Linked DNA regions of Homo sapiens: region 1 is linked to region 2. Evidence: chromatin loops called from intact Hi-C (ENCODE). Cell type or tissue: psoas muscle. All regions are shown on one strand.

Region 1 (8,000 bases), 170 kb before region 2:
GAATCCAGTCTCTTATCAGGACACTGAAAGAGAAACCCCATATTTCCAAATAATATGCTTATATATGACTTACCTCTTTTAGATCTACTGAAGTCCTGTCTTGACATCTCACTTTCCTGCTTTATCCCAATATAGTGGCACCACATATTCCAGTCCCTCAACCAGAATGACATTAAGCCACCCGATCGAGCTGCTATTTTTAATCAGTCTTAGAGTGCATCTTCTAGCTCCTTGGAACAATCAGTTTTCATCCTTTCCCCCCATCTCTCCTCATGCCCTTCCACTGCCTAATTTCCATCTGCTGTATCTATAGTTTACATTTTCAAGGTTTATAACATTTACAGTCTGTTCTGTAACCAGCTTAACTTTCTATTGTTTTTCACTCCAAAGGGTGAGTTAAAGAGCTTAAAACCAATAAACAGCATTTACACTATCATGGCCATGGATGAGTCTTTCCTTAAGGTCCCAAGTAGGGCTAGGAGTACATTTGCTTCTCTCCTTGTCCAGAGTCAGGGTCACTACCCCATGCCATTCGGCGGAGAATGCTCCTAGGGTCAAGTTTTAGTGGATTCTCCTTTCTTCACCTCACCAACTACCTTTATCAGATCTTCAACTTTCCCCAAGCCTCCCATTACACTTCCTGTTGTCCCCACCCCCTCCCCTTTCCTGGGTCCCCTCTGCTGGAATCCTCCCCACCTCATCCATATGCCCTCTCCTTCAACAGGAATGGGTGCTGACAAGACTGGCACACAAATTTCATCCTGCAATTTCCTACGCTGCTCTCCCGGGGGCGGGGGGCGGTCCATCAATCTCGACAAGCTGTGCCTTCTTCTTTCTTCACTTACTCCTCATTTTGTTACCCCCAAGTCCTTAGAAAGGGTATGTGGAGGGATATGCTTTAAAAGAAGGGGCACAGCATAATGGCTAATAACAGAGTTCTATAATTCACCTCATTTAAAAGAACATGGTTTCAAAACTTCATATTTATTATAATGCCCTTTTATAATAGAATAAAGTGAACAACATTTTACAAGCTCTCACAAACATTTTAGGGAGAGTTACAACTAAAGGTCTTTAATTTCCAGAGTTATTTGCATCTAACAATCCTATCGTTCACCATTTAAGCTGCAAAAATACTAATCCACGAAAACATGGATTTTGTGTTCAAGGTCCCTTTTAATGTACTCAACTGTGTTATCTGTTAGATAGAACTCATTCAAATTTTAAAATACTCTTTTTACAAAAAGAAATAAAAAATGCCATCAACTGGCAATTTGTATGTCTCTGGAAAGGATAGTTCATTAAAAAATAAAGATTACATTTAACCTGTTCATTCATTCACTTATTCAAAAATATTTATTGAATATTTATTGAACATGTTCCACTGTTCTAGCCGCTGGAGGGATAGTGGTTCCAGAAACAAAACTGTCTACCTCAGCAAACTTAAATTTTAGTGGAGGAAGACAAAAACAAACAGGATTAATTTTAGAATTCTATAAATGCTAAAAATTAAAACTCAAGTTGATCTGAAAGTCCTAACCTTATCTAAACAATTCAAAAGACATAGGGAACTGTTATAACACTCTCATGCGTTTAAGTAGTAAACCACCACTATTCTTAACACAGTCCCTATGGGCAATGACAATGATCAAGCTCTTAGGATCAAATCCTGGTAGCTGTACAGGCTTGAAAGCCCTGCAATCTTGTCCTCTCAAACATCTCCATCAGCTAATAAGATGAGGTAATCAATGTGCAGCTTTACTGTGTAATCTTCATGCAAAGCCATTACTTGAGTCCCCTGGCATCATCAAATACCCATCCTAGAACACTCATCACTCCAGTCCAATATCCATCAACAGAATAAACAACCTGAGTACAAAAGAAGGAAAAAGAGAGAATGAATTACACTTCATTAAATTTTTTTCCTGTTTTTTAACCATCGTCTACATTTTGTAAATAATTAAGTTTGTCCTTTCCCTACTTGAAAGAACAAGCAGAATAAAGAAGTATTAAACATGAAGAAACATATTTAGGAACCCAAAAAATGTTTGATGATGATGATGAAACTAAGTGGCTAAGGGGTACAGAATTGCTTGACCTAAAAATAAAGATACAAAATATGATGCTTTTGTATACATGTGATCAGTTTTCTGAGGGAACACAAGTTACATATAATGTATATTCAGTTAATATTACTTGATGATAAAAATTTATTTCTGCAATAGAAAATAAACAAGTCAGGCTTTTCTTCAAATGGAAGCATTTAAATTGGACACACAGATTAACTGAGGTGGGTTCCCAAGGGAAGGAGGGATGTCAACACTGGACTTCCTTGAAAAACCTCCAGCTTCCCTTTTGATCCGAATCTTTCTCCTCTTCTGCTGACTACCTTTTTTTTGTTTTGTTTTGAGACAGAGTCTCACTCTGTCCCCCAGGCTGGATGGAGTGCAGTAGCACGATCTCGGCTCACTGCAACATCCACCTCCCGGGTTCAAGTGTTTCTCCTGACTCAGCCTCCTGAGTAGCTGGGACTACAGGCACGTGCCACCATGCCCAGCTAATTTTTTTGTATTTTTAATAGAGACAGGGTTTCACCGTGTTAGCCAGGATGGTCTCGATCTCCTGACCTCCTGATCTGTCTGCCTTGGCCTCCCAAAGTGCTGGGATTACAGGTGTGAGCCACAGCGCCCAGCTGCTGACTACCTTTCTCATTCCTGTTTCCCCTTCCTTCTAACATTATCTTCCACATCTTTTATTTCCACTTTATTTCTTCTTATGCTTGTCCTAAGTATGTAAAAGGATCTTTGTGCTGTTTTTTAAGTGTCATTTAATTCAAAGAGCTTTGATTGTCCTTTTCTTAAAAAGCAGCTGTGGTTACAGTTTTTTATGTTTTCAAGCATTTTTTTACATTTGACTATGGGCCTCTCTTTTCTTTTTTGGGTAAAGCAGGCACCATTAAAAAGAAAATGACCCTCCACTCTTGATGCAGAAATCAGAAAAATGGTCTTTAATAATGCGGACACTCACCACTGGAAAGCCAAAATTAGTTTACATGATCTTTCAAGATTTTTTCCAATGCAATAACAATTATTAACATTTATTGAATACTCATTAAGTACCAGACATTGTTCTATGCACTTTATACATTAATTTAATCCTCATCACAGCCCTATGAGGTAGGCTGTAATTTATTCCCATTTATAGATGAGAAAACGAGTCACAAAGACATTAAGTAACTTGACTAGGTCATACTGGAAATAGTAAAGCCAGGATCTGAACCTAGTAGTCTGGCCTCACCCAGAGCCTGTGCCCTTAACCACTTAACACTGTACTATTTGTCTATGACAGAGGACAGCAAACCTTTTTGTAAAGGGCCAGATCATAAATATTTTAGGTTTTGTAGGCTACACACATGGTTTCTGTCTCATATTCTTTTTTTTTCTTTTTTTTTTTTTAAAAAAAAAAACCTTTGTAAATGTGAAAAACCTTCTTAAACAGTATCAGGCCCACAGGCCATAGTTTGCTACCCTGGTCTACAATTTTATCATTTCATATGAGCCAGTCTAGTATTTTTCATCTAGACAAATTCAGACAGAAGCAAAACTGAAAGATTCAATGTAAGCAGCTTACAGCCCATAGTCCACATGAAACAGTAAAGAAAATGCAAAAATCAAAATCAAAGAACTGCAGGTACTTTGTGGACATATACATGGAAATATAGCCCATAGACATGAAAAAGGTACTGCTATCACTAATAGAAAGTAAAAATCTCAGTAAGCTTTAACAGCCTAGTATTTCAGAAGTAAAAAACCTCAGATATCCATCTTCTTTACAGATGGATAGCTATATACGATAGTAGTTGGGCCCAAGTACTATTGTAATCTACTGAAACTGATGTATAGTAACAGCATCTGTATACCACACAAATGCATTCTTCTTCAAAGTCCCTTATAAATACAAATTCGTTGTTGCATTATCAAAATATTCATTATCTTCAATGTCAGAAACTAAAGAGTAGGTTATTAACTATTAACTTAGGACTCCTGAGGAATTCAGAAATCATAAAAATATTAATGTCATCAACCCATATTCTTTCTGGTCATCTGGCAAGGTCCTACTCTTAACATGTCACCACCACCACTTACCACCCTCTTAAGACTTCAAAACTTTTGAAGTAAGTTTTGGTAGGTTTCATGTATCTTACCACAATTTAATTGTCTTTTAAAAATCAAAAGCTCTATTTCAACAATGCAGCAATCATTTTGATGAACGCTATCAGAAAGTAGAAATTTAAGCAATTTATATTGGCTTTCAACTCCACCACATCATATACTTCAATTGACAAATCCCCTCTCTCAGAAAGAATAACTTAGAAGAAAGCATTCTGATAGAATTTGTTCAAATTATATACTGTTAATTATTTTTACCATTTTTGTGGGGTAAAAATAAAAACTGGGGAAATAGACTCACTTCTACTTTCTTCCCTATTAACTTGGGACCATCTGTTTAAAATAACTGCAGCTATTTTTGGTAGTTAGGCAATGAACTACTTATAAAAACAAAAACAGATGCCTCCTCTTTAAGATCACTCCGTTATCAAACATCTGAGCATTACTTGCACACAAAAGCATGTAGTGTATGTTACTTGTCAAGAATAAAATCGCAGATTTTAAAACATACCATGTGGCAGCTCAGGACATTATTTCATTTCTTATAATTGTTTTCAACAGTTGCTAAAAACACAAGAATAAAGTAACGTAAGGAGGTAATTCATATATGTATTTAAAAATATCTGTTATAACACTAGCTCTCTAACTCACAACTTGGCTGTCCTTAAGAATTTGGGCATTTCTTCTGCTGAGAAAAGTTGCTTAATAGTTAATTTTTACCTGAAATACTTTCTTCTGAATGCAGAAACTCGTGTATTTTACCTTTGTTTTTTCTTTGGCAACAGTGACAAATCAGATAATCTCAATGAATATCTATGCAGTTTTCCTCTTTACGTGGGACAAAGTTTATCTTTTAAAAAGAAAAGCCAAGATGAATGTTTTACCTGTGCAACTGCCCCCGCTTCTCTGTGCTTCTCTGTGCCCCCCGCCGCCTTTTTCTGTGCTTTGAAATAACTACCTTGCTCCCAAGAAAAAGTTTCTTCAGAAGCCAGTGTACTTTGTCCTTGCCAGGTCAGAGAAGGGGTTAAATTTATCTAACTGTAGTAAGCCTTTCTTGTTGCCCAGATGGCTGGCTGAGAGGAAGGAAGAGCATATAGCTAATTAGCATTCATTCCTTTTAATACATTCCCATCCCTTCTACTGCTTTTTGTCCACTCTTTCTTTTCTCCCTCAAGGTTTACCTTGATTTGAAGTTCAATACTTAAAAGACTCCCTTCCAAAAAATAAAAATAACACTTATGGGAGATATGTGCTATGTAGCACAAATTCTGTGTTACAGAAGCTCTTTGATTCCTCTTCCCCAGAACAAAGACATTTAGACTGTTACTTGAAATGTTATTTTTAAATAAATACATAATGGTTGCATTTATTAAGCACTGTGGGGCAGACCATTACCTGCTCACCCAAATCTGTTCTTCTGTTCTTCCACAATGAATGAATTGTAACTGAGCACATGGTCATCCAGGTAGAAATTATACCACTCAGCCTCTCTGGCAGCCAGATGTGGGCGGCCATGTGACTTAATTCTCCCCAGTGCAAAGTACATGGCAATGATGTGTGCCTTCTCTAGGACTGAGCATGAAGACATTGCGCATGCTGCCTCCACACTTCTTCCTGTCCCCTCAAGCTGGGACACAGACATACCTGCGACCTATCTTTGACTATGTAGATGAACCCTGAGATGTAGGAAGCATGGAGCAACAAGATGGAAGAAATCTGGGTGCCTGAATTTCTGCAAAGAACATGATTCTTTGCAAGCCTGGAATGCTTACCCTTTTATATGAGCAATATAAAAAAAGTTGTATGCCCTTTAATTCACTGTATTTTGGGGGCTCTTTGGCCCAGCAGCATAGGCTTAATCATAACTGGTATGAACACTATTATGTAGCACTGTTCTGGGTGTTTTACATGAATTATCTTATTAATGAGTCTCTGAGGAAAGTACTGTTACTATTCCCAGTTTCCAGGTGAAAAAACAAAGATTTGGAGGGTTGAGACAAAAGAGTAGTGAGGTTGGTAAAATAATCAACTGCAGGTCTCTATGATGCAAAGTCAAAAACCTAACCACTACACTAGTGTGCTTCCTAAAAAAAAAAAACAAAAAAAACCCTACTTATTACTTTACAAATTATCTCACTCTAATTGAGATTTTTCTTCGGTGGTATCTCTTATAAACCCAGAGCAGAAACATTATGAGCTCAAAATTAAGGGATATAAATTATATTTGGTTTGCCCACAAACACCCTTAATCTTATTATTAGCTGAACACCTAAATTTGTGTTAAACTCCAAAACTTTGAAAGAAATCAGACTGCAGGCCAATGAGAAACAGCTTAGTGGATGAAACTTTTTACTCTACTTCTAAAATTCTATTCTGTTGCACACAAGGCCTAGATCTGTACCTCGAACCAGCACTATGAAATACTGGATTATTAATTCAAAATGAACTTACTTTGGCTGTGTCTAATATTATGTTTATTATGAAAGAGCCTGTGAAACACTGTTACACAACACTAGGGTTCTTCTTTTAGTAATATGAGGACACACACCTTCACTCCTCCCAAACTTTTAAAGCTAAATCCAGGAGAGGTGCCAGTGAGGCATGTATTGAAGGGGGCTGGCAGAGTCAAGTGAGGAAGGGGACTGGAAGATAAGCTTCTTTTGTCTTTACATCTTTAAAAAATCATTTTGCTTAAGAATCTTTTCATCTTCCAAAAAGCTCTTATAATTAAGTGCCAGAATCCACTTATTTAGTCATTCAACAAATATGTACTGAGCACTTACTGTTTGATGAGTACACTGCTAGACACTGGATATGGAATAGTAAACAAAAGTAGAGTTAGGAGAGGGAGGTGAAGCAGTAATGTTCACACAATGGTCATAGTTTTTATCTTGAGTAAAAATTCCAGAACAAATTGTCTTATGCTTTAATAACTTCAAAATGCATAAACCACAAGAAAAGAGACCCCTGCACTTTCCCTCCTTATCTCTTAGACATCCCTAGGTCAGAGGGGTCTGGAAGCACTACTATATTTTATGCTACAAGCGCCTGCTGTTGAACTCACAGGTTCAACTCCCGACCACACTGCCTACTTAATATCTTTCCTACCAATCCTTTCAATTTTTCTAAATACACATTTGAAATTCATGCTCATCCATCTGCTTCCCAACATTGCCACCAATCTCACTAGGTTTTAATTAAAAGGAGATGAGTGAATGACATAAATTCTTTTCCAGCATACGCAAGTATTTGATTATATACATTGGTCTCCTCATTCTATGCTTGGTTAAAAAGACAGAGGAAGGAAAAGGATGAGATTGGTACTCCATAAGCTAAATCATTCCTATAAAAATAAAAGCTCTTCTTACATTTGATTACCAACTGCGGAAAGATGAAGCTGTGAAAATACCACCTTCTGTGAGTATAATGTGAGTGATTTTAGATGGATCTTTGTGCAGTCAGGTGTGTCCCTGGCAGGCTGGTGTAGAAAATGCTCCAATCCTTCTCTGCAGAGTGGACTGGGCAGTTTTCCTGCAGGTGGCCCACCTCTTGCACTCACAGGGGTTTCTGCCCACATGCTCCTCCTTATGCCTTGCAAAAGCTCTGCCTGATTTCTGGCTCAGCCTTGGCTTTTCAAGGAACTGTTTAAAACTTCTAAATATGAATGTATTTAAATACTGCTTCAGGTCTGAAGAAAACAGTTAAATAGATTTTTTTTTCTTTTCTGCTAAAAACTACCTAAAAATTGGTGTTTTTAAGATCTTAAGTGGCATTTATTTTCAACACAATTATTAGAACTCTAGGCCGGGCGCAGTGACTCATGCCTATAAT
Region 2 (8,000 bases):
GGATGATTTCCCTCATACTGTTCTCAGGATAGTGAGTTCTTACAAGATCTGATGGTTTTATAAGGCAGTTTTCCCTGCTCTCTCTTGCCTGCCACCTTGTAATACAAGCCTGCTTCCCCTTCTGCCATGACTGTGTTTCCTGAGGCATCCCAAGCGATGCAGAACTGTGAGTCAATTAATCCTCTTCTTTATAAATTACCCAGTCTCAGGCAGTTCTTTATAGCAGCATGAAAACAGACTAATATATATGGTCTCCGTCATAACTACTCAGCTCTACCATTGTAGTGTAAAAACAGCCATACACAATAGGTTACAGGTATAGCAGTGCTCCAATAAAACTTTACTTACGAAAAAGCAGGACGCAGGATAGACTTGGTCTGTGGGCTCTGTATTGTTTGCTGACCTCATATTCTTTTCCTCTGGGTGCTTTTAATTTTCTCTTGGATAACTGACTCTCAGATCTTCCATTTTTCTCTTCACTGTGCTCATGATTTTCTACATTCCTCTTAAGCTCCTACTTTGCAAATTCCTTTCTTTCCATAATTTCTGGATTTTTCTCCTTCTTTGAATGCCTCAGACTTTTTGATCAGATGCTGGATACTGTGAATTTTACTTTCTTAAATGCTGGGTATGTATACTGCATTTCCTTAAAAAGGTTGCCATTTGTTCTGTATGCAGTTAAATTACTTAAAGAATTTAACCAGCATTAGAATTTGATCCTTTTAAGACCTACTTTTAATCTTTGTTGGGTGTAAACTTTATACTGTAAAGGATTAGCCTTTACTCCAGTGTTAATTTAGCCCCATTGCTAAGCCATGGCCTTCTCAAAGAGAAGCACAATACACACCTCAGGATAAAGGCGGAGACTAATCAGCTTGGGAAGTCAGTATGAGAAGATATGAACATACTGAAGAGTAGGAGGTCATTAGTCCGCTGAAAGCTGGGAAGAGAAAGTAGCGTAAGGGGAATGGTATGCTATCCTGAGACCTGAATGTGCAAAGGTCTCGAGATGGCAAGTATATGGTGCTGTGTGAAAAAAAATGATGCAAGGTCCAATATGCATGACAGAGGGCATAAAGGCAAGAATGGAAGAGATAAGCCTAGTAAAGCAAACAGAAACTACGCGGGTAAAACAAATGAGTTTAAGAACCACATTTCTCAACCCTTTAGATTATCACATATAGGTTTTAACAAAGTAGATCTTTTTTTTTTTTTTCTTAAGGAATCATGTTTGGAGTGCAAAAGGATAAAGGAAACACACTGATATTTCATTTTACAAAATTCATTGTTAAGCTTTTGTTAATATGTAATTTGCTTTAGTCCTGTTGCTCCATTAGAGTATTGACTTTGGAGCTCTGAAGACTTGGGTTAAAATCTTAGTTCTGATTTTTACTAGCTGCACGATGTTGAGCAAGTTCCTTAATCAGAATCTTTATTTTCTTTGTCCATTAAGGGGTAAGGGAGGATATGGGTATGAGCCCACTTACAGGGCTGGTATAAGTTAAAAAGACACATAAATATCTGCCAGTGTCCAGCACACGGTAGACTCTTGACATATGTTAATAATCCCCTTGAATGAAAGACCTATGGGGAAAAAATTCCTTTTGTAGTCCAGTTCTCAACCCAGGTGGCACATTAAAATCATGTGAGGAACTTCAAAAAACGTTGATGCCCAGTCTCCACATAATGTAATTGGTCTGGGATGAGGGTTGGGCATGGTATGATTTTTAAAAAGCTCAAGTGATTTCAACATGAAATGCAAGGTTAAAAACTGATGACCTGGCCAGGAAAGGCTAAATTTTTCACCCTCTGAAATCAAGGGATGTGTGTGTGTGTGTCAACAACACAAGCAAAACATGAAAACATGAGCTCCATGAAGAGAAAAACAACTGCAGGTCATAACAGACACTGACGAGAGCTGGCAATACACTTGGCTGACTTCTTAGATTCTATTTTTAATGTTAAGTCCACACTGGTTATGTAACAGTGGGGCTAATGGTTTTACATAATAAATCCTTTTGAATTTGTGAAACCTAGACTGCTGATTTTATAAAAATCTTGATTCTCATTTCTTTAGAAATTATTTCTATACAAATTTCTTCATATGGGAAAGCTTTTTTTTAAACAAGCTAGTTTTTTAAAGCAGTTTTTTTTTAATCCCCCATTCATTTTAAGGTTCGTTCACTTCTAAAAAAGGACTGTAAGAAAATTAACTTAGGCTAACACTGAAGATACATAACAGTTTGATAAAACTTAAGAATATACATATGAAACAGCTTATATTTTAGAATTATTTGTTTTTTGGGGATAGCAACTTTTAATTCAAATTTCCTTACTGTTGCACTTCTTAGTTACAGGTTTGCATTATCTAAGATTTAACCTTACTCCTCTGATGTTACTGAGTTGCTAATAATAACCAGTTAGCATTTCCTAGTATGTTTTTGTAAAATGTGAATAACTTACTCTTCTCTACTTCAGGAATATTTAGTTTCAGAAATCTAAACTCATTAGAAAAAACGTATGATGAAAGGATATATAAACTATCACATTTTTATGAGAAAAAATACTATATATAAATGTACAGTATTTTTGAAATAGTCATTTTAAAAGAGCTCTTTATATGGAATGTATCATGTGAAGTACACAATCATAGGAAAAGATGGACTGAGAATTAAAGACCTGGAACAAAGTACAAAGCATCAAAATGAAGATCTCCAGTAACTGGACAAACAGTGCCAATTATTTTTTTCCTAAACTGTGCTGGGCACACAATAAGCATCCAATTCCACTTATTATAAGATGATAGCTTTAAAGAGGTGTATGTGAAAAGAAGACAACTACTTTTTTAAGGATTATCATACAAAGAACAGAACTGAAGAGAAAAAAATTATAGATTTGAACTTAAGACTTAGCTTGAAAATTTTTGTTCTTTCCACATGTGCATTAATGTAATAGGCTGTTTGAACCTTTCGCATGGACCCCCCAATGCCTCTAGCATCATAATGAATTTTTATCTCTACATCCAAAGGATCTACCAACAATTTAAGGTATGGAGATAAAAGTCAGGGATCTCCAGGGATATACTGCCCTGCTTCTCTGATTATTTAGCTGGAAGAGAGGCAGTGGGAAGATGCTTGAATGGAAAATGAGCTAGAATCCTTCCTTCAATTTGATATGTTAATGCCATAAATCAGAGTTGCACAGGCACCTGCTTAGTGGATAGCTTACTGGAGCTTGTGTGACATCATATATATTTCCTTCTTTGCATATCTCTAAACAATTTTTTACTTTAATTATGTCAATAAACATCTTTGAAAGAAAGACTCAGATTTGTAGTTTTTCATTTTTGCTAGCAGTGAAGCCTAATGCTTCTTAGCAGCAATGAGCAACTTCATTTAAACTGATTACTCTGACTAAGGAAAGAAAAACAACAATAGTACTCTACTCAGTCTTCAGAGTCAAACCTCACAACAGTTGGAGCTAGTACACGGGTTAGGAATATGGGAGAAAGAAAAGACCTAATATGACAAATAAATCTGTAATTAACAGGGATCTGTTAGAATCAGAACAGTCCTGAGTATTACCTTACTAAAAAAGTTCAGATGCATAGGTTTTGAATGAAGTTTCTGATTATTCTGGTTCCAAATATGTTGAATTCAACAAATCACGTAAAAAGTTACTGTATTTTTAATGTTAAAAGGAAGTCTTCAAGTTTTTGGTACTGGTATGAGTTATCATTTGAATACTCTTCAGTGTTACTATATTTAGTCAGCTTTCCATATCCTCAGGCTCTGTATCCTTAGATTCAAACAACTTTGGATAGAAAATTTAAAAAACCAATAAATATCATAAAAAATAGTACAAATGAAAAAACAATATAACAACTACATAGCACAACGTAAGTGCTATGCAATCATATCTAATCATCTGGAGATTAAAGTATATGGGAGGATGTGCACAGGTTATATGCAAATACTGTGCTATTTTATATAAATAAGGGACTTGAGTATCTGTGGATTTTAATATTGGGGGATGGTGTTCTGGAACCAATCCACTGCAGATACCAAGGAAAGACTCTAACTAGAATTCATTTTATCATTTAAAAAAGTCAATACATATTATCTTGATACATAAAATCCTTGAGAGACCTGATATTCATAGATAAAGCTGCACAAGTATAATTGCTTTTATGAAAGTTCCTAGAAGCATCTTAGCCCAATATCAATCTATCAAGTATTAAATCACTTTACCAATTTCAATAAATGCCAAGACTGATATAATCTGGTCGTAAGTTGCTATCAAGTAAGTGGATAACTGAACACACAGGATAGCTCAGAAATTCACTATTGGGATAGGAAAACCACAGAAAAGCATGATAACTGGTTCATTCATTTATAAGGAGGAGAACCTTCATTAAATCTGCAAAGAATTTTCAGTTTTTAATCTAATCTGCCTTCCTAATCTTCCTGGTGATTGGAAACAGGTTAGGAATGGGAGGTAATGGAATAAACATGAGGATTTCTGTTTTTTAACCACTGTCATAAAAGCTTGGGAAAAAGATAAACCCCAAATCATCGAAGAACATTGTTTCCTTAAAGTGTTTTCAAAATAAATATGAGACCAATCTTCAGAACAATGCACAACTGTGGATAAGTTAAAACCTTTAGGAAGGGGGATAACTGGGATAACTCTTGAGTACTGTATAATCAAGAACCAGGAGAACTGACATGTTTCCAGTTTCCTGGCAAAAGAAAAAGTGTAGGAAGGTAGGGTTTGGCATTTTAACATTTTATCTAAAACTACGAAAATAGAAACAACAGTGCCAAACATATGACTGAAACAAACAAACAAAAAACCCAAATGTAAAACTCTAAAAATATGTGATCAATGTTTAATATTCTGAGGAATAAGTAACAAAATCAAGACAGATTTTTTACTTAGCTGGGTTAATTTCCTCTGAATTCTTCTAAGAGTTAAAAATGAACTATCACATTGATTGATTTAGAACCATCAGATTTTACTTCTGGAAAATCTATTACCTTTCAAAAAGTTATAATTTTAATGTTAGCACGAAAATTACTTCCTAACATTTCATTAAAATTTTGCAGCCAAAGATTCCTATTTTTGAATTACAGTACTGCAAGGCACATACAGAACTCACCTCCTTCAAAACCACAGAAGATATACTCCCTGAAATAGAATTTTAAAATCCTTGAACAATTAGAAATACTATAAAGTTAGCATTTTTTAGGTAAAAATGTTGCTCCTACAGGATCATGCAACTTTCTTAAAATCAATTCAGCACATATGTATAAAGAATCCTTTTTAAAAACATTTGTACTTGAAATACAGACACAGTGATGCTGAAGACACTAAACAAAAACTGAAAAGTACTATATCTTGATAAATTTTGTTATTGCCTTCTTTAGAGACTTTATAATCTCTAGTTGATTTTCAAGGACTTGAATTTAATAATGGGGTAATTACACAAGACGTAAAGGATTTTTTAAAAACAAGTATTTTTTTTTACCTCTAGCATCAATTCTTTTATAAAGAATGCTAAATAAATTACATTTTTTGTTCAGTAAAACTGAAGATAGACCATTTAAATGCTTCTACCAAATTTAACGCAGCTTAATTAGGGACCAGGTACATATTTTCTTCTGAACATTTTTGGTCAAGCATGTCTAACCATAAAAGCAAATGGAATTTTAAGAGGTAGATTTTTTTTTCCATGATGCATTTTGTTAATAAATGTGTCAAGAAAATAAAAACAAGCACTGAGTGTGTTCTCTTGAAGTATAAGGGTCTAATGAAAAATAAAAGATAGATATTTGTTATAGTCTGACATTTTAACAGTCATAGTATTAGACGTTTCGTGACCAGTGCATTTTGGACTCTCTCAGGATCAAAATACGAGTCTGCCAACTGTATTAAATCCTCCTCCACCCCCTCCACCAGTTGGTCCACAGCTTCCTGGTGGGTCGTTGTCATCAAATCCATTGGGCCGAAATGAACATGAAGCAGATGCAGCTTGGAGGGCCCGGGCTCGAGCATTCAACTCTTGTTCCTAAAATTAAAAATAACTTTTATGAAATTAAAATGCTAAATACAATGGATCGTTATATCACCTATAGAAATATTTTAAAACTACCTTAATCCTTATAAACATTCTTCAAATCTCAATAACTTTGAAACTAAAGCACCTAAGAAAAAAAAATTTCTCTAAGAAAATATTACAGTTCCTGCAACACTCTCTAAAACATACTGGAATAGATTCTTTTCTAATATATTTAACATAGAATTCAAAGATTATCACAATAGATTATCTATTCTCCAGCAATTGGGGCTATTTTGGAAGTGGGTGATTACAGTTAAATGTATGAATAAAGGAAGAAGACTGAATTTTTTTCTGGCCTTTCCATAGACTATTTCTCAATAAATAATAAAACAGGTCTCAAAGAACACTGACAAGTAAAATGAAGCCTAACTCCTCACAGTAATATCTAAAATGTTTCCTTATCAGGAAAACTTTTATCAGAAATCAGTCATATTTATCTAGATGCCAAGCATATGTTAGGTATTCAATAAATATTAATGATCTCAGATTAGAATACTATTAGGTGCTTAGCTTCAAAGGGAGCAAATATGAATAAATAATGGCAAATTCATTTGGCAAGGTATACAACTGGATTCTAAAACTGGGACCCACAAACTCTTTGGAAAAATATGCAAAATATTCTGGCATGTGCTTATTTTTCTGGGAGAGGATCTACAGATTTCAAATGGGGTTGGTAAAAATAAGGTCTAAAAGTTACTGGTCACAGCATACCTGAACTTGTTAGCATAATCGTCCTGAAGAGCTTTCAAAATACAGTTAACATTAATAACGAAAACACTATTATTTCGATTTTTCAACTTAAGGCCTAGTGATTTTGTTCCATCTGGCAAGGTAATACTATTTTATAATTTCTAGCTAAAATGGTTTAGTTTATTATTCTTCCCTCTTCACAAAATGCTCAATTTTTCGTTATGAAGAAAAGACCCAGGCATACCCTGACACCTATCTGTCATATTATAGATACTTTATTTTTCAGTAGCATGCAGCATCTTCTGTTCAAGTCCCAGTACACAAGATGATCAAGAATCACCTATTTTTATGGCTGAAAGGGACCTTTGATAAATCCTTGTAACAAAATGGCTTAACTAACCAGTCTGTTAGGACTTTTAAAACTTAATTTGCAGGATATTTCTTAAAAACATTTTTGTGATCTACAGTGTCATTTACAACATTTAAAATTGCTGGCTCTTTGGTATAATATCTACCTACAGAGTATTTTTAAGGTGATATATATATTAATTTATCCTTTGATCTATAAAATTAACGTAGGAATTATAAATGTTTTACAGATTGAAATTAAGTGCCATAAGTAACATCAGAAACAGACAGAAACCCCCCAACCAAAGATCCTCATTGTTCTAGCTCTATAACCTATTAAACTATCCAAACAAGCGATGAAACTATGACTCTGTATCTGAGAAACAATGCACGGTTTCAGATATATAGACAATGTTCTGTAACGAATTAAAACTGAACAAACATGTAAGGTAGAGTTCAAGAAGTTCTCCTTGAACTTCTGCTACTAAAAGATATGGCAAATCTTGCATAGACGTTTTTATACAGTGATTCCCTTATAGAAACTATGTCGAATGACATAAAATATAAAATTAGTAGCTCCATTGCATCTGTACCCATGAAACCTACATTATATTTCAAGATATACAACATCCCAAAAAAGTAATATACTTTTTCTGCTTTATTATTTATAGAAATATATGGCTGACAGAAAAAAATGTGTGGTATTCTGTTTTCTGATAAGCTTAGACAATGCATAAAAATAGGAAAAACTGTCTTTTATTTTACTTAATACAGGTAAGAACATTGTGTACAATGTCAAAATTATGATTATCATAGAATGTGTAATTTATATCACAAATTT

The links. A loop is a pair of places that touch in the nucleus more often than their neighbours do. Peaks named below come from ENCODE experiments on the same cell type or tissue, not always from the same donor. Only the 100,000 strongest peaks of a DNase experiment are listed, where the experiment ranks them.
Region 1: it touches region 2 in a loop (2.4-fold over the local background); 2 of 110 quality-filtered maps call a loop at or near these places.

What each region holds. Positions count from the first base shown.
Region 1 is chr4:143,388,686-143,396,685 of GRCh38, reverse strand. The region is part of intron 1 of GAB1 (GRB2 associated binding protein 1); the gene reads right to left. Among named protein-coding and RNA genes, the nearest start is that of MIR3139, 49 kb to the right of the region's middle. In psoas muscle, no CTCF peak of the experiment used is centred here; no DNase peak of the experiment used is centred here; H3K4me3 peaks cover 1,700 bases; H3K27ac peaks cover 5,984 bases.
Region 2 is chr4:143,218,365-143,226,364 of GRCh38, reverse strand. USP38 (ubiquitin specific peptidase 38) reads right to left here. Exons shown (of 10, transcript NM_032557.6): 10 at 2,491-6,070. The coding sequence ends at 5,909. Among named protein-coding and RNA genes, the nearest start is that of USP38, 37 kb to the right of the region's middle. In psoas muscle, no CTCF peak of the experiment used is centred here; no DNase peak of the experiment used is centred here; H3K4me3 peaks cover 251 bases; H3K27ac peaks cover 6,293 bases.